Linked DNA regions of Mus musculus: regions 1 and 3 are each linked to region 2. Evidence: chromatin loops called from intact Hi-C (ENCODE). Cell type or tissue: left cerebral cortex. All regions are shown on one strand.

Evidence for each region. Hi-C counts contacts between places; a loop is a spot of excess contacts. Peaks named below come from ENCODE experiments on the same cell type or tissue, not always from the same donor. Only the 100,000 strongest peaks of a DNase experiment are listed, where the experiment ranks them.
Region 1: a loop joins it to region 2, with 3 times the contacts of the local background. A loop is called at or near these places in 13 of 42 quality-filtered maps.
Region 3: it touches region 2 in a loop (2.5-fold over the local background); 7 of 42 quality-filtered maps call a loop at or near these places.

What each region holds. Positions count from the first base shown.
Region 1 is chr9:74,905,590-74,913,589 of GRCm38, reverse strand. No RefSeq gene overlaps it. Among named protein-coding and RNA genes, the nearest start is that of Fam214a, 43 kb to the left of the region's middle. In left cerebral cortex, no CTCF peak of the experiment used is centred here; DNase peaks (open chromatin) are centred at 1,459 and 4,153.
Region 2 is chr9:75,258,794-75,266,793 of GRCm38, reverse strand. It overlaps Myo5c (myosin VC), which reads right to left. Exons shown (of 41, transcript NM_001081322.1): 11 at 4,505-4,586; 12 at 3,669-3,809; 13 at 601-726. Among named protein-coding and RNA genes, the nearest start is that of Gm33750, 25 kb to the right of the region's middle. In left cerebral cortex, CTCF peaks have their summits at 4,326 and 6,938 (motif pointing left); DNase peaks (open chromatin) are centred at 4,346, 5,164 and 5,344; H3K27ac peaks cover 1,653 bases.
Region 3 is chr9:75,194,143-75,202,142 of GRCm38, reverse strand. Myo5a (myosin VA) reads right to left here. Exons shown (of 41, transcript NM_010864.2): 32 at 5,943-6,017; 33 at 4,407-4,500; 34 at 725-871. Among named protein-coding and RNA genes, the nearest start is that of Myo5c, 34 kb to the left of the region's middle. In left cerebral cortex, a CTCF peak has its summit at 4,618; DNase peaks (open chromatin) are centred at 4,707, 5,582, 7,100 and 7,643; H3K27ac peaks cover 7,597 bases.

The sequences.
Region 1 (8,000 bases), 350 kb after region 2:
ATTCCCACCCTCAGCTGACCACAGTTTTCCCGTGCCCCGATGTTCTGCTTTTGGGACTCAGCTCACATTTTACCTGTATCCCCGAGAAATTTCCCGTACCTTCTACCAGCCCAGTGATCCCAAGAAGTCAGATTCCATGGCAGGTCCTGTTTCGTATCCTGGGCCCTGCTGCCTCAGGTACTCTGTGAGCATTTTCTTGCTCTAGCTTTACCCTGTGCTGTCTTCCTGAGCAACCTTCCCCAGCGGGCTCTGTCTTTCCTTACGCCCTTAGACCTGTACAAATGCTATTTGTTACCACTCAGGCTTTCCAAGAACCAGGGACCAACTGTTCCTGAGAAAGCCGTGAAAACAGAGGTCGACTCTCACAATGCCTCTCACACAGCCCATAAGGCAATGCCAGCTGCAGTGTGTGTCGCCTTCACGTTTAACAACCAGACATCTGTTGCTTGTCAACATTGCGTCAAACAAGACCACGGGGTAGGCTGTGGTTACTAAGTGGTCTAAGTGTGTTTCAACAACAAAATGATTCCGTCTCAGGCCTGATTTAGAAAGTCTCTGAAGAGGTGAAGAAAGCACCTTCCATTCTGAAGGAAATGATCTCATGGATGAGGCGGATAATCCTGAATTATTCACCAGCCCTGATCTTCCTGAGACACAGCAGAGGGGACAGAAACTAAAGTTCTCGTCTCACCCGGAAAGGAAAGCACACAGCCACCTGTTGTGACTCACACGGGCTGTCTGGCAATGGTTTCCAGGTTTACTTCCAATTAAGAAGCCGCACAGAAGGACGGAGATTGTCTAGTTGAGCCTGGAGGGCAACAGGTGTTCAGACCTTGCAGTCGCTCCCAGGATGGCGACTTGGTCTGAAGATGAATTCTGATTTTTTAAAAGTGCTAAGACCAGGGGCTGGGGGTGGAGCTCAGTTGGTAGCGCCTCGCCTGCACAAAACCCTTGGCTCAATCAATTCTCAGTGCGGCCTAACCAGGGGTGGTGATACCTGGTTAGAATCCCAGCCCTTGAGAGGTAAAGGCAGGTGGATTCCAAAGTTCAAGGTTACCCTTGACTACACAGAGAGTTCAAGTCAGCCTCCATAAGATACTCCCTCTCTTTCATATATATATATATATATATATATATATTGGTTGTGAGTCAATATACTATGTATATATTATATGATATATATTTTATATAGTAATGATATTTAAAATTGTATATAAATATTGCATAAACTTTAAAATAAAAGCCAAAGTAGCTGAACTCTGTTATGGGTTCTGACAAATGAGTCACTTCATGCTGTTGAAGGAATGAACAGGGGACCTAAGTGACAGATTCAAAGGTTCAGTAGCCATGTAGCCTCTGGTCATAGGAGTCCTATGACTTTGGGCTGCATTTCTAACAAGCTATCAGATAAAACACAGCTGGGGAGAAGGCTGAGTAGGCAGGAAGCCGGGGGAGTGGGCAGACAGGAATGGAGTCATAAAGAAGGCAGCCAGCCTGTGGCTGAGAGGACTTGGGAATCTGGAAACAGCTCTCCTCCCCTCCAGCCTGAGGGGCTTCCTGGAGGGTACTGAGAATGGACAGACACTAGCTCTCATACAGAAGCCAGCCCTCAGCTTGTCCCGTCTGAAAGATTTCTGAGGGCTCAGCTTGTTCTTAGACCAGTGGTGAACTCCAAACATAATTCATTGCTGAAAAAATATGACTCTTTTGTTTGTTTTCCAAGACAGGGTTTCTCTGTGCGGTAGCCACAGCTTGGCCTTGAATCCCCAGAGATCCGCTTGCCTCTGTTTCCTGAGTGCTGGGATTAAAGGTGTGTACCATCACGCCCGGCTTGATTTAGACTCTTGAATAGGGTGTTTTCTGAAAGGCCTTTAACAGGCAGAGTGTGGTGGCACAGGCCTGAAACTTCAGCTAGGGGAGAGGTGGAGGCAGAAGGAGTTAAGATCTCAGGGCAGCAGCCAGGGCTACATCGAAAGAGCCAGGGCCTGGACTGGCAGAGCAGTTAGGTTCCCAACACCCAAGCCACATGGCTCACAGCCATGTTAACTCCAGCTCCAGGGGATCCAATGATCTCTTCTGGTCTCTGTTGGCATCTGCATGCCACACACACACACACACACACACACACACACACACACACACAGAGAGAGAGAGAGAGAGAGAGAGAGAGGGAGAGAAAGAGAGCACTGCGAGTTAAAAGGTCATATCATGTTGTAATCAGAATTAGTTTTATGATTATTTCTTTTGAACCAAAGCCATTCCCTGCTTTTCTCTTAAGGGTAAATACAATGACCACTAACTGGGAAGAAACTAGCATGATGTCCTAGTCCCGCACACAGGCTGAGGGAGGTTTGTGGAGATAGCATACTTGCTTGATATTTTTGTACCAAATCTGAGGGTGGTGGGTCACACCTACAATCCCAGCTACTCTGGAGGCTAGGGCTGGGAAGAGCATCTTAGTTCAGGAGTTCAAGGCCAGCCTAGGCAACACAGTGAGACCCTGTCTCAAAGGAAAAAGACAATGTTAAGTCATTATTCTTTCACTTTCTGTGGTTTGTTTGTTTTTAGATTTATTTATTTTATGTATGTGAGTACACCGTAGCTGTCTTCAGACACACCAGAAGAGGGCATCAGATCCCATTACAGATGGTTGTGAGCTACCATGTGGTTGCTGGGAATTGAACTCAGGACCTCTAGAAGAGCAGCCAGTGAGTGCTCTTAACCACTGAGCCATGTCTCTGGACCAACACTCTCTGTTTTTTGAGACAAGGTCTCATGTAGGCCAGGCTGGCCTCCAGTTCACTATGTAGCCAAGACTGGCCTTGAATTCCTGGTCCTCCTGCCTCCATCTCCTAAATGCTAGGATTATAGGCTTGTGCCACCCTGCCCCGATTCTTCACTCTGCCTTGGGAAGAAAAACCACCCTCCCCCAATTTCCAGAGATCATTTGTGTGTAGTACACCTGCTTCCGAATACGCCCATTGTACTGCAATGGGATCAATTTCCTGTTGAATTGGTTTGTCCCAGACACGTGCCAGCCAGCCTTATGACTAATGCACACCTTAAGAAGCCCTAAATAGCTGACCTGCCATTCTGGTTTTTGGTAATAGGCCTATATATATCTGGTATCTCTTCCTCATCGAGCTGAGGCAGCTGATATGGAGGTAACTTTCCTGTTCCTTTCCTACAGGGACATGAATGAGGTTAGCTGCCCCAACTCTACTTCTGTGTCAGAAACAAGTTAAAGGAAGTATCTCCAGGACTCCCAGGGGGCTGAGGATATAATAGCTCAATTGGTAGAGTATTTGCCAGCTTGCACAAAACCTCGGGTTTAGTCTCTAGAGGTGAAGGCAGGAAGGTCAATGCCATTCTTGGTCAGTTAGTGAGTTCAAGGCCAGCTTGGTTGAGAAGAGACCATTTCCTAAAACACACACACACACACACACACACACACACACACACACACACACACACACACACAGAGAGAGAGAGAGAGAGAGAGAGAGAGAGTGAGTCAGAGAGAAAGAGAGAGAGACAGAGAGACAGAGGTGTAGCAATTTTAGAGGCCAGGAGAGGGCACCGAACCCTCTGAAGCTGGAGCCACAGGAGGTTGTGAGCACCCAGATGTGGGGGAAAGAAACTGAACCCCTTTGGAAGACCAGCAAGTGCTCTTAACTCCTGAGCCATCTCTCCAGCCCTTTCGGCGGATTCTTTGAGACGAGGCTGTTCACCAAACCTGGAGCTCACGGATAGGCTGAAGTAGGTGGTTAGCAAGCAAGCCCCCAAAGAGCCTACTCTTTCTGCTTGGCCAGCCCTGGGATTTATACGCATGGGCCACCTCGTTGGCTTTTTGTGAGAGATCCAAACGCAGGTCCTCATGCTGGCAGGACAAGCACCTTGCTCACAGTCACCCCCAAGGTCACAAGCAAAGATGTTCTACAGGCGTTCAGGCACACGCACAGCGCCTGCCCGCCCGCCCGCTGGCATTGCCCTTGCCTTTTAGCTGACGTGAGTACGTCCCAAGTGTCCCTGCACCTGCCTCCACCCCCTTTATTTATTTGTTTGCTTTCGAAGCTTCGTTTGGTCGGAAGATCCTTGTGCTTGGGGACTCCGGCATTGCCCGGTTCCCTGCTCACCCTGCAGCACTCAGAGGCTGGCTGGGCTCCAGGATGAGTCAGAGGCTCGTGCCCCACACACTGGAAAACAAAGGGGGTTTCCAGCCTTTGTATTCCAAGGTGCTGAGCTTCGGTGGCGTGAGCAGGTCACTAAGGTGATGTGTATTAGATACAAGCTCACAGAACAGAGTGTTTGCTCCCTAAAACCTGGGCAAATGTTTCCAACTGGGTTCATAATAAGCTTCAGGTTCAATTAGAGGCTATTGAGGCCATGTGTGTGGCTCAGTGGCAGAGCGTGTGCTCAGCGTGTACACGGTCCTGGGTTTTGTCCCCAGCACCACCCAAAGAGGAAAGGCATTCATAGCTGTTGAAGACCTGGAGAATCCGGCCTCACCTATCTTTGTTCTCTCCCATCTGGATCTGTCACAGGTTTGTGGTCACCAGAAAGGTTGGCCCAGGAGCATACTAAGAGTAGAGTTAAGGCTGAGGGTCAAAAAGTAGACCCTAAGGCTGGGGCTGTAGCTCACAGCAGACTAGTATCTTAGCATGTGTTTCAATCTCCAGTACTAAAAAAAAAAAAAAAAAGGTTCATGAGCACACCTCCTAACACAGGCACACATACACAAATACACACACACACACACACACACACAGAGACACTCAAGCAGACACACACACAAAAGCAGACACACACAGACAAATACACACACAAAAGCAGACACACACAGACAAATACACACACACAAGCAGGTACACACAGAGACACACAAGCAGACAGACACACAAATATCTACACAGACACACACATACAGACACACACATACACACAAGCAGTTCCAAGAAGACAGAAACATAGACACAAGTAGGCAGACACACACATAAGTAGATAGTCACACACACACAAACAGACTGACAGACAGGTAAGTAGGCAGATATAGATACACACACAGACACATAGATATAAGCAGACACAAGTAGATGGACACACATACACAACAGACTGACAGGCAGGCAGACAGGCAAGCAGGCATGACACACATACACACACACACACACACACACACACACACACACAGAGAGAGAAAGAGAGAGAGCTGAGTCAAAGAAAAAGCAGGAGGACACTTGGTGATGGCTTTAAATATCCTGGTAGCTTTTGTATAGATTTCTCCCAAATTGCCATATTCTACACACAGTTACAAGTAGCCCCCTCTCTGTGTGACACAGAGTGGGATCTGTGTTTCCCAGGAGGAAGATGAATGTAGTCTCACTGAGCAGTATATGCATGCGTGACACTCTATGTGACTTAGGTGTTCATCATTTACAGAAGTCAACTCTTCTGTGTAGCACTTTTTCTTAGAGTGGCTGAGGATGAGGCTTCGTCACTAGAAACCAGGAGTAACAAGCACACCTGTAATCCTAGCTCTCAGGAGGTGGAGGCAGGAGGATCAGACATTCAAGTTCAACCTTGGCTGTATGGTGAGTTTCCCCAGCGTGGGGTAATAAGATCCTGTCTAAAAGCTTAAAATCCTAACACCTCAGAATATTTAATCTGGATACGGAGATACAACTTCCAGCTTGCAGAAAATCAGTAGAAAAAGTGCTGGACACAACCAAGTGACCTGGCATCCTTTGGGACAGGTGACCCCGTCTTCAAGGAGTCAGAACATGACTAAGAGGAGTTTAGTGGCTTGAGAAAGACATGAAGGTTTCAGGTCTATAAAAAGCAGGCACATTGTATGGTCTTATACTGGATACTACTTCCCACAATCTCACTATAAAGAGCATTTTTAGGGACAATTTGGGAAATTTTAACATTTACTGCAAATTATATAGTATCGAGGATATAAATGCACAAGTTAATTTGGTTAACTATGAAAGATGTTATTTCGACTCCAGAAACGTGTTTTTATTTTTATTTTTTAAAATGTGAACCGAGTTTAAAAACCAACTTTCTCTCCCTTTCCCTGGAATTTTCAGCCTTTAAAAGGAAGGCGACAAGACCAGGGTACGCGTGGCTGTGCTGCAGTTTTATTCTTGTTCTGGCGACCTGAAAGCAGGTGTTAATAGTCACAAGTGGGGCCAGATTCATGGGGAGAAAAGAAGAGCAAACTAAAGTGTTTGTGGACGGACACACACACACACACACACACACACACACACACACAGCTCTCCTGTGCTGCCTCTGTGAGTGGCTGAGTTCTGCTCAGTCGGCTGGCTAGTGTAGGCAGGACCTGTGTTACAGGAGGCTTCTTGCACCACAGTCTGGAGAGGCCTCTGACCCACATCCTCTCACACTCACCGGAGCTATGGCAAGGCACTCTGCAGCAAGAGACAGGCACACCCTTGTTTGCATCATGTGTTCCAGGCCTCCCAAGTTCAGGGACCCACTTCAGAGGTAGCAGGAAGCTCTGTGTTAATATTATCAGAGGACTCACCCGAGGGTGGGAGGGCAGTTGAAGTCTCTCTCTAGAGTCTTTAGTTCCTCCAGCCACACAGACCTCAGAGCTATGCCTTTAACCCCTCCGGAGAGCCTCAGGAGGGAGAATGTATAAACTTGGCCTTGACTTCTTGGATTGTGCAGTTTGGAATAAACCTTGAGATTCACAGACAGTGGCCTTGGATGTTCTCAACAGGAACCAAGAAACTACGGATGAAGTCAACTCCAAAAAGCTCATCTGTGCTTGGCTGAGGTAGAGCACACCTGAAATCCTAGCACTCACTGTGAGGCTCAGGCAGGAAGAGGCAAAATTGGAAGCCATCTCGGGCTGCCTAGTTAAGTTCCATCTTAGCTTCCATAGTGAGACTGCCTCAAACAAAACCAATACAAGCGAAAAGAAATCCCCAATCTACCCTCACATCTCCTACGTTTGAGCCGCAGACCGTCTGGGTTCTGTTCACTCAGAGAGGACTGGGTGTCCCACACTGCTAGGAAGCAGGTGAGAAATAGCTGGGTATTCCAGTGTTGCTCTGGGAGCAGGCAGGGATGCCCCTCCACCAGTTAGCAGCAGGCTGTGGATTAGGAGTGGCAGAAAGGATGTCTTTAAATAGGTTTCCGTTTCTGTTTGTTTGGTTTGAGGCTTGGTGATGGAGGTCACTCTGGGAGAAGCTTGGGACATAGCAGAGACTTTGGGCTTACATTTCGGCACCATCGCCCTTCCACTTCCATGAAGGGAAAGAACAAGGTTGGCTGGGCAGGGTAGAAAAAAAAAATGAGAAACAGAAGGATCTCTGTGCAGGGAAGGCAACACCTGCAATATTATTAAAGTATACTTTAGGGCTGGCAGTGTTGCCCAGTGGTAGGAGCATTTGCTCAGCGTGTGCGAGGGGGGCCCTGGGTTCTGTTCTGAGCACCGATAGGAATGATAAACACACCTATGGCTTAGTCCTCCCTGGAGTTCAGCCCGGCTGGCACAACCCAGCTTGACGAGGACTCCTTGGCGCTCAGTGTTGGAAAGCATGTGTCCTAATAGCCACACACCTCCTTCATAGTTAAAGGGGTTCTTGCTTTGTGAGCAAAATGTGCCTATCCAAGGTCCTAGCTAGATTAAGGTTAAGTCCTTCAGTGGACACTTGGTAGCTTGCTTGCTTTTGGTGTGTGTGTCTGTGGTGAGCATTAAGACAGTGTTTTGCCATGCATCCCAGCCTAGCCTTGAACTCACAGCCAACCCCATCCCCCGCCCCCCGGGTCACTGTCCGATCTTAGGATACAGGTGTGTGTACCCTCGTACCCAGATAGCCTGGGTGTTTTAAACACATTGTTTGGCTTCCCAGGGCTCTGCAACTAACAAAGAGCTGAGCTCACCAGGGCAGGGTGCTGACTTGAACAACTTCATGCTGAAGTGAGCAGATTTGGTTTGTGAGAAAATTGAATGAACCCATCCCAGG
Region 2 (8,000 bases):
GTTCCCTCAGAGAAAAGTCTGCTGAGCGATCAATTGCCTCAGTTTACCTGTTCTGTGGTGTTGGAGCTTCCGACACAAACCCACAGGCCTGCTCCAGTTCACAGGAGATACTTCTAGGACATATCCCTCCAGGAAGTATCTCCCAGATACTTGGTTTATAACCTGCTCTTCTCTTCTAGTCCTGCTCTTTTAGTTCTTCTCTTCTATCTTGCTATCTCACTAGTCGTGCATCCCCCCCCCCCCCCCGCATGTGCTATTTTCTTGCTGTCTATCCACTAGTCCCTCCTGCTGTTCTCCCTTCTCTCAGTGTTAGTCCTGGGCATGCCCAGTCTGCTTCCTTCTCTGCTCTGGACTCTTCCAGATGCTTCTGGACTTTTTCCCTCTTTTACCTGCAGTAAAACATCTTCCCCTAATGGATTACAGATGTGTGTCACCATGCCTGGTTTGTCTGAAGAGAGACTGAACGCAGGTCCTCATGCTTGTAAGCCAAACACCTTACTGACCAGTTGTCTTCCCAGCTCCCCTCAGTGGGACTTGAATCCAACCACACCAGAAGAGTTCTGACCTGGGTGTGGCACAGTGGTCAAGACGTCACTGTACCTTGTCAGCAAAATGTTGGATGATGAAGGATGAGTTTGACATTCTAGGCTTCTCGAATAACGAGTTCTTGTTGACAAAATTGTTATACAGCTTTTGAAGCCAGTTTTCATCGGTGCCATGAGGCAACTGGAAGAGAAAGCAAGGGAAATCTCAAGTATGGGAACGAGATGAAAGATGTCCAGAGGGAGGGAGGAAGCTGATTTGGGGGCACCAAGGTCATCTGCTGCCTCAGGGGGCCACTGCAAGTCAGAGGACCTTCTTCCTCTAGGCCTTCCTCCAGGTTGTTTCTCAACCTTCCTAATGTTTTGACCCTTTAATACAGTTATTCATGTTGTGGTAGCCGCTGATCATAAAATTACTTTTGTTGCTACTTTAAAACTGTAATTGTTCTTTTGTTATGAATTGTAGTGTAAACATTTGTGTTTTCCAATGGCTTTAGGCAACTCTTGTGAAAGGGTTGTTCAACTCCCCCCAAAGGCTCACACCCCACAGGTTGAGAACCACTGCTCTAAGCAATTCTAAACATTCATGTATCTTTGGCTTTATTAATCTTTATACATAGTTATTTTTTTATTATGAACAAATATATGAAGTATTTATCACAGTAGTTAAATGGCTATACCATTGTCAATGCTTGGGATTGAAGACTTGCATAAACTAGAATAGGCAGTATTTTATTCTTCTTCTCACAGGAGCTTCAAAGTTCAAGGAAAGAGGAATGGGATGGGAGCCTGACTCCATTCCCAGCAGAACAGGAAGGACAACACCAGGTTTGTGTCTTCCCTACCCCCATCTCAGGGAAAATAGATTTTATTTGGTTTTTCTGCCTCCCATAACCAAGGTCATACTTCCTCCAGCTAAGCTCCTTGAAAAACCTGTTTCTAATGCTGGCATTTAAACACCACTAGTTAAACTCAACCCAAACAGAGTGAGTCCCATACTCCACTGTGGCTCAGTGACTTCCAGGTCACCTACAGGACTTACAAAGATGTGAAGTCTACCTTAACCTCAATACTCCTGCCTCTAGAACATTCTAGAACACTGGCTTGATGCCTGCAAGAGTTGGTGCATAGGTGGTGCTGGAAAAGGTGATCAGGAAGAACCATGGAACCGAGAATTCCAGGAAGGACCCAAAGAGAATTGGCAGTTTTATTGTGTATAAAAATGAGGACGTGATGTGCTCCAAGGTGTGGTTGAGGGGAAGGTTTTTATTGTAGATATGAGGTAAGAGCGGAGCCAGAGGCATCTAGAAGAGTCACAGCAGAGACAGAAAGTAGTAGAATATGGCCAGCAGAGTGAAGCAGGCCGAGAAAAGAGAGAGGGAGAGGGAGAGGGAGAGGGAGAGGGAGAGGGAGAGGGAGAGGGAGAGGGAGAGGGAGAGAGAGAGGGAGAGGGAGAGGGAGAGGGAGAGGGAGAGGGAGAGGGAGAGGGAGAGGGAGAGGGAGAGGGAGAGGGAGAGGGAGAGGGAGAGGGAGGGAGGAGAAAGAGAAAGGAAGAGAAGAGAGGACCAAAAGAGAGGGGCAAGAGAGGGCAAGAGAGAGGGAGTCAAGAGCTGAAATGGATTGAGAAGCTGGGGAAGGGAAGCCCTTGAGCTGGAGGCGGTTTGGATAGGGGGGTGGGGGTGGGAGTGAGAGGGTGGGGGGTGGGGAGTGAGGAGAGCTGAGAGGAGCCCACAGGGACTGAATGAACTTGGAGGACTGTATGCATTTTGGTATGCTAACAGGCGACACCATTAACTGTTTGGTTTCCTTTGGACCTGACATATTGTATCATTATTTTTAAGCAAATAAATCTTTGGGTGCTGAGGGGGAGGGGTGACTGCTCAAGTGTCTCCAAGCTACTGTTGCAAGCCCATTCATACTCTCCAGGGGATTATTTGTTCTTGGGGCATGGTGCTGGGTTGACCCACCTTTAAGTGACACTCCTCCCAAAGGGTACAAGTTAGCCAAACTCCTAGAGGTTCTCTGGAATCACATGGTGTTGACACTCCCTCCCCCTCTGGCTGACTCACACTAAACAGGGTGGAGCCATTCACTGCATGCCCTATACATCTGTCTGCATGCTGGCCTTGAAGATTACGTCACCCTGGGGGTTGTGCATGGTACCAGGACAAATGGCTAACTGAGGTGCCTGTTTGGCATTTCCAAGCCATCAGTTGCCCCCAGTCCCTGCTCACTAGTACCTGTTGCAGGGTCATCCTGGCTGGCATACCCGCCCCATACTCTCCATCTCTCCATCTCCGGAGTTTCACTGCCTTCCCCCAGCTGTTCTTTCCATATAATCCAGCCCTTTTGGCTACATGGCCTTTTGGTCTCTCAGTTCTTGACTCCTCTCTGCCCCTACTTCTTTTCCTCTCTTGCCCCATCTCTCCTCTCATGTCCCAGTTCAGTCTGGACCCTTCTGGATGCCTCTGGTTGTTCTTTCCCTTATATCTTCTGTTAACATTTCAAATCCCAGACAAACGGCTGGGGTGCCTATTTAACATAGCAAAGAAGACCTGGCTGCTAGGTTCACTCTGCATCCCTCAGTCCCTACCTGTTCCAGGGCCCTCCTGGATGGCCGACCCTGCCCCCTACCCTAGGAGGATGGGTTGCCCTTATCTATATAATCTAACCATTTTGGTTACCTGCTCTCTTTGTACCTTTGGGGCCTCCTGGCTTGCAGTACCTGGTTCCCCTGCTCGCCCCTCTCTCTTCCCCTACCCCGCTCCTTACACGGCCCAGCTCTGGGTCAGGTCCACTCTGGACTCTCCCAGATGTGCTTGCCTCTGGCTGTGCTCTCCCGCATATCTATAATAAATTCTCCCCTCTCCATACCCAGGAGCCTCCAGATTACCTTTTTCCCTATGTCTTTTATTCATTCACATGTAATAAACGTCCCCCTCCACCATTCGCAGGAGTGTCATGCCCCCAGGGTTCAGGGTCCACATGAGTGTCTCAGATTTAATATCCAACCAAATGAGTAAGACATCTGGTTTTTCATATACAACTCCAAAAGGACCGATTGGCGGTGTGTGCATCTGTAGCTACTCAGACGCTGAAAAAGAAGCCAGTTATTCTGACAGTTACCAAGCATTCTTCATCCAGCAACTCCAAAATGCCCATTTTTGCCTCGATCAGGTCAATAACAGGCTGGTTGTCATAGAAGTCTATCAGAGTCCAGGGGATGTCCTCTTTCATGTATTCCTCTTGCTCAAGTTTAAAGACGTGCTGGGGAGCCCAGAGATAAGGTGGACATTAGACAACGTCAAAGAGAGACATGAAGGGCTTGATACAAGCCTGGAAGGTGCAGATGAAGGTCCGCTCTGTGATCAGGAAGACCCTGGAACACTGCCCATCCCCCTCCCCAGGTCAAAGCCACTAAGAGGTCTCCAGTGGGTCTGGCTGTCACCCCGACACCATCCTGAGTGGATTCTCCATTTCCACTAGGTCAGGCCTGGACCAAAAAAGTGTCACCACCAACACAGCTGCCTGAGTCCCAGTGGCTGTGGGCCACTGCTGCTCTCTCTCTGGGGACAAAAGCAGCCTCCACAGCCTGGATCAGCCCAACCAGGGCAGGGCAGTCACAGAGGTTGTTGGCTATGTAGGCAGTGTGCAAAACCTATACTAGAATTCAGGGCTTCAAGGAGGCTCCTCCTGGAGGATGAAGGAAACAGGTGATAGATGGGGAGGAAAGTGTCACAAGTTGTTCCAAAACGGAAGTCAAAGATGGCGGTGCAGTTTCAAGATATAGCCACAGAGCGGCATAGCAACTCAATGTATAGCTCTAGCTATCAGGAACATTTTTTTTATCTATTAACCCAGGCATGCTTGGATTCCTGAATGAGGAACCAGAAAAGGCTCATGCCCAAGTCGTGCACGCAGAGGGCTGAGCATCGGCCCCAGGAAGACAAAAAGTCACCTACCAGGTTAAACTGCTGCTGTAGTTTTTCATTAGCGTAATTGATGCAGAACTGTTCAAAGCTGTTTACATCAAAGGTCTCAAAACTGAAACACAGTTGAACAAATTAAAATGAAAGCAAGCCCAGGACCTAATGCTCATTGTAACTAATGCATACGTGTGTGTGTGTGTGTGTGTGTGTGTGTGTGTGTGTGTGTGTGTGTGTGTTTAACGATTCCATAGCTTAAGAGGTTTGCTATGTTTTCGGCAAGTTTAAACTACTTCAAAGCTGCTTGCTGGTTCCTTCTAAGCTGGCAGTCAGTTGACAGACTACCCTTTTCCCCACTGGTTGTCTCCTGCATCGAATCTGACTGTACATGATTCCCTCCCCAAACCAGGCATTACAGTAGACCTGTCGCAAGCAAGCGGCACAATGATTAATCCATGTAACACTGGTGTCAGCATTACTGTCCTCCCTCTACAGGACAGAAAATGGCTGAGGGGTTGGCTCCATTTCTCAGGGCATAGCACTGAGCCTGATTGGCAGTAGCGCTTGAGCTTTCAATAGGAGAACACTCTCCTCTCTCTCTGACGACTCTGCCTTTCCCCAGGCTGGCTTTCAGAGTTCTTCAGCCCAGCAGGAAGCCACACACATCCCTGTCTGTCCTTTAGGCTTTAATAGCTGTCTCTAGGGTTACCCAGGCGACTGACTTGTAAACTCAAGAGCCTGGAGCAGTCAGACACAATACAAAGATGGGGGACTGGCTGGTTACTGCACAGCAGTGAGCCCCTTGGGGCCTGTGACAAACAGGATTGTCTTAAGGATCAGCCTCGCTTAGCTCTTGCCAGCTGTGGCTATACGTGGGCCTAGTCCAGGATTTCACATTAGCTGATTCTCACGAGGAGGCTGCAGTGTACATTTTACTACAGTGTACACTGACTCCTCTGGCGGTGGATGGGGGAGGGGGAGTGGGGACGAGCATCCTGTCCGGAGGAGGAAGCCTTTAGAAATGCCAGCCTTTGTGTGCCTCACTTCTCTTTGCTCTAACTCTGCCTCAGGTGGAGGGTTAATATAAGGTCATCGTTTCAGGAAGGGTCAGAGTCCAAGAGGCCATGGTGAGACCCAGGGGACAGTCAATGGTACCCAAAAGGCAGCTTGTATCCCCATCTTCCACCCTCCTCTTCATGCCCAAGGCTTTGTCCCTTGTGGCTCTGGTCCTATGGGGTCACTGCCCTGCCATAGGTTCCCGGACAGCTCCAGCTCCAGGGTGACTGTTCACCATTCTTTGTATCATTCACGCACCAGAAATGGAAGCCGGTTTGGACCTGGGAGGGACCAGGTCAGGGCCAAAAGGAGCAGGGTTTCCCACAGTAGGGCACACTGTCAAACAATGATCCTTTGTAGGTACTGTGAGCTGAAGTTTAAAACCCAGGGACCTATGGCTTAAGATGCTAGAGGCGCTGCTGTCTGTGACTGTGGTTTGCACCAAGACCAGGGCTTAAGGCTCAAGATGGCTTGGTGACTTTTTCCATCTAACTGTCCTGAGAGCCCTGCGGGAGAGGTCCTCAGTGGCTGAAAACGTGCCATTAGAGTGCTGGAGAGGCTAGCCCAGAGGTCTAACCTCAGGTCCAGACATTTTCAACCCTGGTCCAGAGAACATAAACACAGGATAGTCTGGGACATCAAAAATAAAAATTTTCCTTCACTTTGTACTTTGGACCTCAAAGCTCCCAGCTGCAGTTTTATCTGTGTTAAAGGATGCTAACTTTTCATAGCAGCCATTGTCATGTCCAGGTTAAGCTGAGCTCAGTTCCCTCAGAAGGTACAATACATGTTAGGACCCAGATTAACACAGAGGCCAGAGTGCTAGGAAGTGATTCACCCTGGGCCACAAAGATCTGCCACTTAGAGGGGAGCTATGAATTCATGCACCATTTTAATAACCGCTACGCAAGAGTATCATTTTCCAACTAGAAAATTTAATGGACTCTGAGAAGTTTTTAAAGGTGTAAACACTTTTATCATATAATAGGCTGCTTAGCTGCAAGACCCAAGTTCTTCATTACAGTGGTCTCAAACTCTGTGGATCTGAATTCCCTTTCCCATCCTAATACTCACGCACACACTCACACGAGCGCGCGCTCACACACACACACACACACACACACACACACACACACGAACACACGTACACTCATGTACACATGCGTGCACACAAGTGCACACATTATTTCTCTCACAGTAATCACCCTGACTTCTTTGCCTCCTTCACTAGTAAAATGACGTCCCAGAAGGCCTTCCATCACACAGTGCCTGGCAAGTAATTATTTGTTAGGTAAAAGTATAAACAAGTGGCTCTGTAGTTAACAGGGCGTACTGTTCATGCAGAGGGACAGAGTTCAGTTCCCAGTACCCATGTTGAGTGGCTCACAGTTGCCTGTAACTCCAGTGCCAGGAATAGGATACCCTCTGCTGGACTCTATGGGTACTACACCCACATAGGCACAAATGGACGTGTACACACATACATACACATATCTATAAAAATAAATCATTAAAAAAAAATGAAGAAATATATTCCTAAGCTAAGAAGTCCACCGTTTTTAAAGGCAAGTTCTGGAAGATACAGCAAACACTCCCCACCTCAATGTAAGATTTTTAAGCCAGGCTATTCTATTATTTTCCAATTTTATTCAATTTTTTACTGGTTACTCAAATTATTTCTTGGGATAAGATAAGGTAAATAATTTACTAGCCTAATCCAGTCCTGTATTAGTATTTTCAAACTGTTGCTAGGTTTTCTTGCGAGCCATGAGTAATCAGTTAAAATCTATATTAAACAGTCACTCCCTTCAGTATCTCCCCTCAACATCTGGAACAGGTATTGGAACAGCTGGCTCTCTACCTGGGTGAAAAGTTGATGGACTGTCCCTCCCTCCATGTGAAGGCCCAGTCCCCTCCCTCCATGTGGGGAAGAGCCCCTAACTGACGGAAAGCATCAAGTCTTTGCTGGGATAATCTTCCCAGTGTCCTGTGGAGAAGCCAGTGCAGTCCTAAGAGCCTGGCAGGAACAGGGACAGGAGAGGGGGGTTTCTGACAACTAGAAAGCCACCTGGTATCACCTCCATGCCAGCTTCCACCCTGCCTTCAGCAAGCACCTTCAACAGGAGCTGGACCCCGGATCAGAAAAGCAGGACAGGGCAGAGAGAAAGATGAAACCAAACTCCAAAGTGGCCCAAGCTTTGCGCTGTTTGAAGAAGGGGTGGGACAATTAAAGAAGGGGTGGGGCGACCCAAGCCCTTATCTCTCAGGAAAGGACAGGAACACAGGTGTGTGAGGGCAGGAGACAGCAGGCCAGGCAGACTGGGAGGACGCCAAGCAGCCATAACTGGCACTGCCCCTGGGGAACAGGAGGGTATGACAGGGCTCAGTACCTCAGGGACCTGTAGGGGACTGACATGGCTCACATCCCCCTGCCAAGGGACCTGCTGTGAACAGCTTAATTCTTCCAAGCTTTGGT
Region 3 (8,000 bases), 65 kb after region 2:
ACACATAGGCCTTAGCACGTGGGAGGTAGAGAATGAAGGACTATGAATTCTAAGTAAGCTTTTGTTATATATCATGTTATAAGCTAGCATGGGCTATACATGAGATCTTGTCTCAAAACCAAAACCAAAATTTTCTGAGTGATCTTAACATGAAACCAGAGCTAACTGGCTTGGCTTCAAGGGAGCCTTACAGATGGATCCTAGACACATGTCCCACACTGATGCTGAATGCTCAGTAAGGACTCCACCACAGCTCTCTAATGTAGTATGAAGTGATGACTCAGAGACTTCAGAGCTAGGCCTGCCAGTGGATCCTGTCTATGGCCTTCAACGCTGAGAAAGCTGAAGCTGAGTGGTAACTCCCAGGGCCTTTGGACAACATGACAGGACCACTGCCTGGACAACACAACAGGACCACTGCCTCAAAAGAAGTATTACAACTTAATTTTTAAAAACCATTTATTTGTTTTGCATGTGCTGTGTGAGGGCCTGTGTGAGTGTCTGTGGAAGCCCAAGGACAGTCTGCAGGGCTCTGTTTCTCTCAGAATAGAATAGGCCTAGACTAGCCTCAGATCATCAGGCTTAGCAACAAGCACCATTGCACAATCCTGACAGTCAAGAAAATAATTTAAAGAGAATATTAAATCAGACTTCAAACCTTAGTGACGAGTGTTTCTAGCACTGCCCTGGCTGAGAGGAATCTTCCCATGGAGAAAGCACTTGCCTAGAATCAGGTTCTTCACTAGCTTCTGCTCATCCTCCCTTTTGTACTCCAGCATTCCTTGGAAATCCTTTTCTTTCCGGGGAATGTTGACTGGCCGGATAGGCTCATCGATGATCTGTCCTGGAGATATGTTCTCCATCTGCCCCACTTCAGGAGAAATAAAAAAGGGAGAGAAATGTTCTTCAGGAGGAAAAGGGCTCCATGCTCTTGTAAAGCAAGCAGACTCTATAAGAACCGAGGCTCCTCATCTCTGCCATTTAGCTTCCCACTCCCATTTAAGATGTTTTTCCCTGCTCAAACTGGGTAAATAGCAACATTAAAGGGTAATTTTGCTCTGACAGCTTTAGAGCCTGATACACAGGTAGTAACATCAAAAAGCTACCCAAAACCTGGCAAGGGGTTATGTTTTGTGTCAGATTTACTTTGAAAGTATCCACAGCATCACAGAAAAGTCCCCACATATACCACTTAACATATTTGCTAACAAAAAGTAGTTAAACTCATGATTAGCTAATTTTCAGACAATTTCTTACAAGTAGAAAAATTCTGGAAAGACGGATCTAGAGCAGAGAAATCAGAAGGCCAAGGTTCTAGATCTACTATCTAACAGGTAGGGTATTGAAGGTTGAGGTTCTAGACCTACTATGTAATAGGCAGGGTGTTGAAAGCTGTGGTTCTAGAGCTACACTATCTAACAGGCAGGGTGTTGAAGACTCAGGCTCTAGACCTACTATGTAACAGTCAAGGTGTTGAAGGCACAGGTTCTAGACCTACTATTTAACAGGCAGGATATTGAAGGCTCAGGCTCTAGACCTACTATGTAACAGTCAAGATGTTGAAGGCTCAGGTTCTAGACCTACTATCTAACAGGCAGGGTATTGGGTAAATAACTTATAGTTCTAGGGTTTTGTTTTGTTTTGTTTTGTTTTTTAAATCAAAAAAGTTCCTGGCTTCTAGGATACTTTCAGGTCTGACTTTTTTTTTTTAAATGAAAATCAAGATATAACACCTACTCCTGGATTAAAATAGAGCACCATGAAGACCAGATTTTGAAACACTCTCTACTTAGCTGCATAATTTCTATTTTCCATTTTTTTCTCTTAAAAAGTGTTTTATAAAAAGTGTCCTCAATTAAATATAGTCCACAGGAAAGGCAAGAATCTTGCTATTTCAATTTAAGGCTAAAGGGTTTAAATGTTTTAACACATTAAAAAACATTAATATGCATTAATAAACTTTTATTAGATGGTGCTTTGTTGCACAAAGACTGGTATTTTTCTATAGAACACAGACCCAGAGAGAAAGAGATGAGTGTCAGAAGAGTGTGTCACGTTTATTCACTACTTTGGCAGGGTGTAGACAATGGACACCTAGGGAGGTACCCTAGGCATATGAGCCTATTTCATTTTAGCTAGATGCAAATAATTTAACTCAAAATATAAATTTTCTTAAGAATAAATATGACTTTTTCTTATTTAATCCATGAGCTTCTAGCATAAATACTATTTTTTGCTTGGCTATCAGGACAGTTTAGCTGAAAAGTTTGATTTCTAATTGATAATAGCCCAATAGCATCTTGAAATATCTTCTCTCTTTAATTACATTTCAAAGCATACCATTTAAGAAACTGATTTCAAATGTGAGATAAAAACGGTTTTTATATTTATTCACATTCATTAATGTTGGCAAAGAGCCACTAATTTAATAACCTTACAGGTTAATACCCTTATAGCAGAGTTTTTACAAATACTCTCCTGTCTTGCCATGGCGTCAGTTCAGTGTAGAAAGTTCTCTGTAAAAAAGAACCTGGATTTCTAAGTACTGCTGATAAACATTATAGCTCATATATATAAACCTGGGGTTTGAAGCTTTTTCTTCTTGTATTTGTATGCATGGAATATATGCATGTTCATGTAAGCATGTAGGTCGATGCACATGTGTGTATGTGAAGGCTCAAGGTTATATTGGGTATCTTTCTTCATTTATCTCTACCTCATGTGTTGAGAGGTAGAGTCTCTCCCTGAACACAGAGCTTGTTGTTTCAGCTTGTCCAGCTAGACAGTTTGTGGGAAATCACCTGTCCCTGGCACTTTAAACCTAGGATTGCAGGCAGTGGTCATGCCTGACAGCAGCTTATGCAGGATTTTGGGATCCAGTCCTCACAGTTTTATAGCAAGTGCTTTATACACCAAGGCAGCTCCCCAGCCCCTGGAGTTTCACAAGTTTTAATGTAATATATGAATAATGTAATGTTAATGGTCTATACAAAATATGTGGTTATAAAGTAATTGTTCTGATATCTAAACAAACATTTCAGTATTTGCATATTAATGAGAGTAATAACCTCTTTGACATTAACATCTGTGGCACTATATGCTCTAAATATTTTTAAAACTTATTTATTCAGTCAAGAATAGAAGGGTTATCAAAGGTCAGAAACTATGTTCATTGTTGTAACTGTGAAAAATAAGAGGTGATTTCCATGCCCAGAAAGCTCTTAGTCAAGCATAGAAACCAGTAATTCAAACAGAAAAACTGCCAAAAATTTAAGAGTGAAAAACCATAGAAAGTATGAACCAAATACAGAAAGCAGGTCCTGAGGTTGGTGGTGCGATCAGGATGCTTCTGAGGATGTGACAAGTGCCTTTAGTTCCACAGAATGAGCAGGGCTTGACTGGGACTGCCAGACAGACGGAAGAACAGTTATGACTCAGTGTGATGGAGTGGTGGGCTCTTTCTATCCTTTGTGCCACATGAGAGTCACAAAGATGACAAGTAGAGAATATGATAGATGGCCAGGATGAGCACATCATTTGTGGTTAAAATGGCTTAAAGGGAATTTTATCTTTGAAGTTCTGTTCCTCAGGTGCCTTGAGATGTGAGAGGGTGGCTGGAATGAACTCAGTGGTTGCTTTGGTCTCACTCACAGCTGGATCTCAAGCACCTGCAACTGCACCAGCACCTAGGCACACGCAATAAAACTTGCTGGATGATCAGACTAACTCACAGGACAACAGCAGTATGCTTCCATGGATTTTTTTCTCAAGGAGCATACCTTTTTTATATAGAAATGATTTTAAAAATCATGTTTCTTTATAATTATAATTCATATTTCCTGATTAATTTCTTTTTTTTTATTAGGTCGTGAGTTCTTTGAGGATACTCTACCACATTCCCTTTTGTAGCTCTAGTGGTAACAATTAGATTGTGTGTAGCAGGTATGTTGCTATTGCAGATGTGCCGCCCACATTAACTCATTCAGTTCTTAGAGACCATGTTTGAGAGGCACCATTATCATTCCCAGTGAGGATGTGGGAAAACTGAGGCATGGAGAGGCTCAGCACCACGCACATATTCTGAGCCTAGTAGGTAGGAGAGAGGCACAGGACTTGAATCAAGAAGCTGGCTCTAGAATCCTTGCTCTTAAGCACATGCTGTACTGACTAGGGCAGACTCTGGCATGTGTTAGCTGTTTGTTGAATGAATTTTCTCCCTTTGTAACTTACTGTTATGTTACTAGGAAAATTATTCCCATACATAGAAGAATTTTTCATTCCGCAGAGGTTAAGATTGTCAAAAGTAATTTTGATTATTTTCTCTAAAAACTCACCTGTAACTCTCTACCAGGTCACTAGCAATGGACATAAAATTTGACAAATGCTGTTAAAAAATGTTTAAGTACCTTCTAGTTCACCAATTTTTTTGGCAAAGACTTTCAGTTGTTTCTTCAGTTTCCGGACAGTTTTATCCTGCTTTTCAAGTTGTTCCATCAGATCCTAGGATCAAAATGAGAATTATGTCAGAAAGATGAGAACAGGCTCAGCACAGGCACAAAGGGCGCACAGATGGAATCACAGCAACACACTGTTAGTTTCACATAAAAGCTGCAGGTGGAGCCACCGCCTGGCTCAAACTGGCAGACAAAGGAGGTGCAGCTCCGGTGATGGCAAGGCTTTGACACTGCGGTGAGTGAAGGCAAGGCTGACACTGCAGTGAGCTCCTTACAGCTACAGCCTACAGCGTGATGGAAGCCTCCCAGCAGGCTCCTATGGAAACATCTCAGACTCACTGTCACTTGTGAGGGGGACTGGGCAAAGATGAGCTCTGATGAGTGCATACAAGGTCTGTGAGAGCTGAGGACAGCTGCACTTAGGAAAAGACTGACCCTCCGTGAGTAAAGCACAGCTATGCGTTACCTGTTCTAAACTCAGCCTTAACGCCTACGAAACATGAAGAAGTTGGGGAAACTAAAAGTAAGCTGAGCCAGGTGTTCTGGCATACACCATTAATTCAAGTACTCAGAAGGCAGTAGTGGGTGGATCTCTGTGAGTTCAAGGCCAGCCAGAGTTACATATAGAGACTGCCTTAAAAAAACAAGCCAAACAAAACCAAATCAAACAACAAAAAAGTAATAACAACAAAAGGATAAAGAACTTTCTGCTACATAGCATGAAGGTACATGACTATAACCCAAGTACCAGGAAGTCAGAGAGAATTCAAGGCCCGCCTGGGTTGTAGTGAAAGCTTGCCTCGGGGTGGGAGTGGGGTTCTGCTGGCATAAGACCCAAATGCCAGGTAATAAAAGATACCCACAAATCTTGCACAATATATATATTTAAAAAAAATGAAGTTTGAGTGCCTAATGTAAAATGTGAAAAAGAGAGAAAGAAAACCTGTGTTTTTAAATGGAAGGTAAGATACTGGCTTTATTTAGTAAAGAATTCTCTCCAAGGACAGGCAGTTAGATACTCAGGAAGAGGGAAGTGGGCATGACCAGACTAAGAAAGCTTCGAAAGGTCAGACATGAGTCAGTGGAGCTGGCTGGGGGTTGCCACTGAGTCTTAGAGAAGAACAGCATTTGATAATGCTGATTCATTCTCTAGCTTGCTCAGAACTGGGCTCAGACATCTGACTAGTGATTCTGAGGAAACAGCTGCTCACATTCCCAGTGCTGGGTTATGCTTCCTGAATTTGACTCTATCTTTGAAATCAATTGCTTCCATCACACTGTAAGCCTTGGGTTAACAACAAACCAAACACAGTGGACACGGGACACCAAAAGATAGCTGGCTAAAGATAGCTGTGGGGGGTGGGGGGAAGAGATTTTGTGAATATTTTTGAAGAGACCTCCTGGGCAGTGACAGACAGCAGTGTGCTCTTCAGTTAGAGAAGGCTAGAAGTAGCAGAGGACAACAGAAAAGCACTGTGTTTTACATACAATCATCCTTTTGTAAAGTGAAATCCGATAGGATTGATACTTCTTAGGGTCATCTGCATATAATTCCTCAAAATACTGAAAAAACAGGTACAATGGATATTTGTTTCTTGTGTCTTTGAGCAAGTGCTACCTCTCAGCAAAATTAACTTAAAAATACTTTAAAACACATGTAACGAAACTATATCTACTCACAGGTTCCAATTTGCCACCTGCTATTACCATGTATAGATGAGTCTCTATTTCACATGAACAGTGGAAATAGGTGATGGCCAGGATGTTGTCACTAGAACAGGGAACCATAGTGACCAGAGAAGGCTGACGTTTCAGTTCCCAGCATTTTACTGCTCCCTCACATGTGACTCTCTCAAGCTGCTGCTTGTCCAGTCACTATCAGAGCAGCAAGGGCAAGGAAGGCAATGACATAAAAAGGCAGGAAGGAGCACTGCTAGCACCCCGGTCCTGTTTGCAACTTGTGGAGCTGGTGAGAGGCAGCATGGGGAGACCTGTGAAGCCTGTGCACCTGAGGAGTAAGAAAGCCATTCCTATGTGTGCTGGTGTGTGTTCAGTGTGTGTGCGTGTGTGTTCATGTGCAGCAAAACTTCAGAAGCACTAAGCCCAGACGTGCTTACCTTAATATTCTGCTCAAGTGAATCCTAACAAATGTGTAATTAAAACTGAGAAAGAATATCCTTTCATACACTTGACTTTGATAATATTCTTCAAATTAGCAGTCAGTGTAACGAATGGCACAAGCAGATGATCTGCAAAGGATAGCCTAAAACAAACTAACCAGAGACTTCTATTTTGAGTGTAAGGTTTGTTCATTTCTGAGTTAGATACAAAATACTGATAGTACAGAAGAGTTATAAGGGTGAGCAACACTTGATTAACTTAGTGAACAAATTTAGAATCTGCCACCCAGAAACAAACCCATTTCACACACTGTCAGCATTTTAAGGCAATCACTCAGAAGCAAAGAATCTGTACACTGATCAGTCAGTATTATTCCACATATTTATCAATTAATCATCAACAGCATTGTTAGTCATATCAGCAAAGAGAGTAAAACATAACTTTTGAAGAACATTTTCTGACTCAGAAGCCGTCCCTATCAAGGTGCAGTTGCTCTGAAAGAGCACAGGCACCGTCCTTGCTCCTCCCCAACTCCTACCACGGAGCTTCATACACACAGTAGACTGGAAAGAAAACACTTTTTCCAATCTAGGTAAAATATGGGTGAACATATGGTGGTAGAGAACTATCTGTACTCTCAGTTATCACTAATGGAATTAGACCTTCAGAGAAATTCAGACACGTCTTACTGTGGATCTTAAAAGGTATTACTTTTTCATCTGTCACTAGAGAACAGATTTTATGCAAAAATGAATAATTATAATCTTTAACTGACTTTTATGCAATAAGTATATCTGTAAAATTTACATAGATGTAAATGTGATAAAGAAAAATATAGAAGATATTTTATTTTGGTTAAAAAAAATGGAAGGAATAAGAAAAAAGAAGGTCTTAGAGAGTCTGTGTGAGCATTCAGAATCTGGAAGGGGAACAGCAAAATCACCTTCCTCTTTACCATACAGGCTCTGCTTAAAACGAGAGAATGTGCCAAGTTCAATTCTAGTCCCTCTGCCCCGTTTTAGAAGCTCTGTATCCAGTGACAACACATAGCTCCTGCTTGACTCAACCAAGAATCTTCCCTGGCTTGTCGGCTAGACAGGCTGGAAGGCCTCCTCCCTGGATGCCTGAGATCAGAGGAAAATGGTCTGTAGCTGTGTCTCCCTGCCACTCAAAGCCTAGCAGGTAGTCAGGTTACTCTCTTCCGGAGACTCCAGGCCAGACCAGACACTCCATGTGAGGTCTGAGGGGCTCAACTGCTCAAGAGACTGCTATGAGAAATAGTCGGTACGATTTTATTATTTTGATTCATTTCTACCAACACATTCATATTTTCCTTTCTATTAGGGACAGCAGAGTATCTTTCCCAAAAAGAAAAGGCTGTGCTTTTTCTAAAAGAACATACAGCAGAGGGTCACTGCCCCTCTC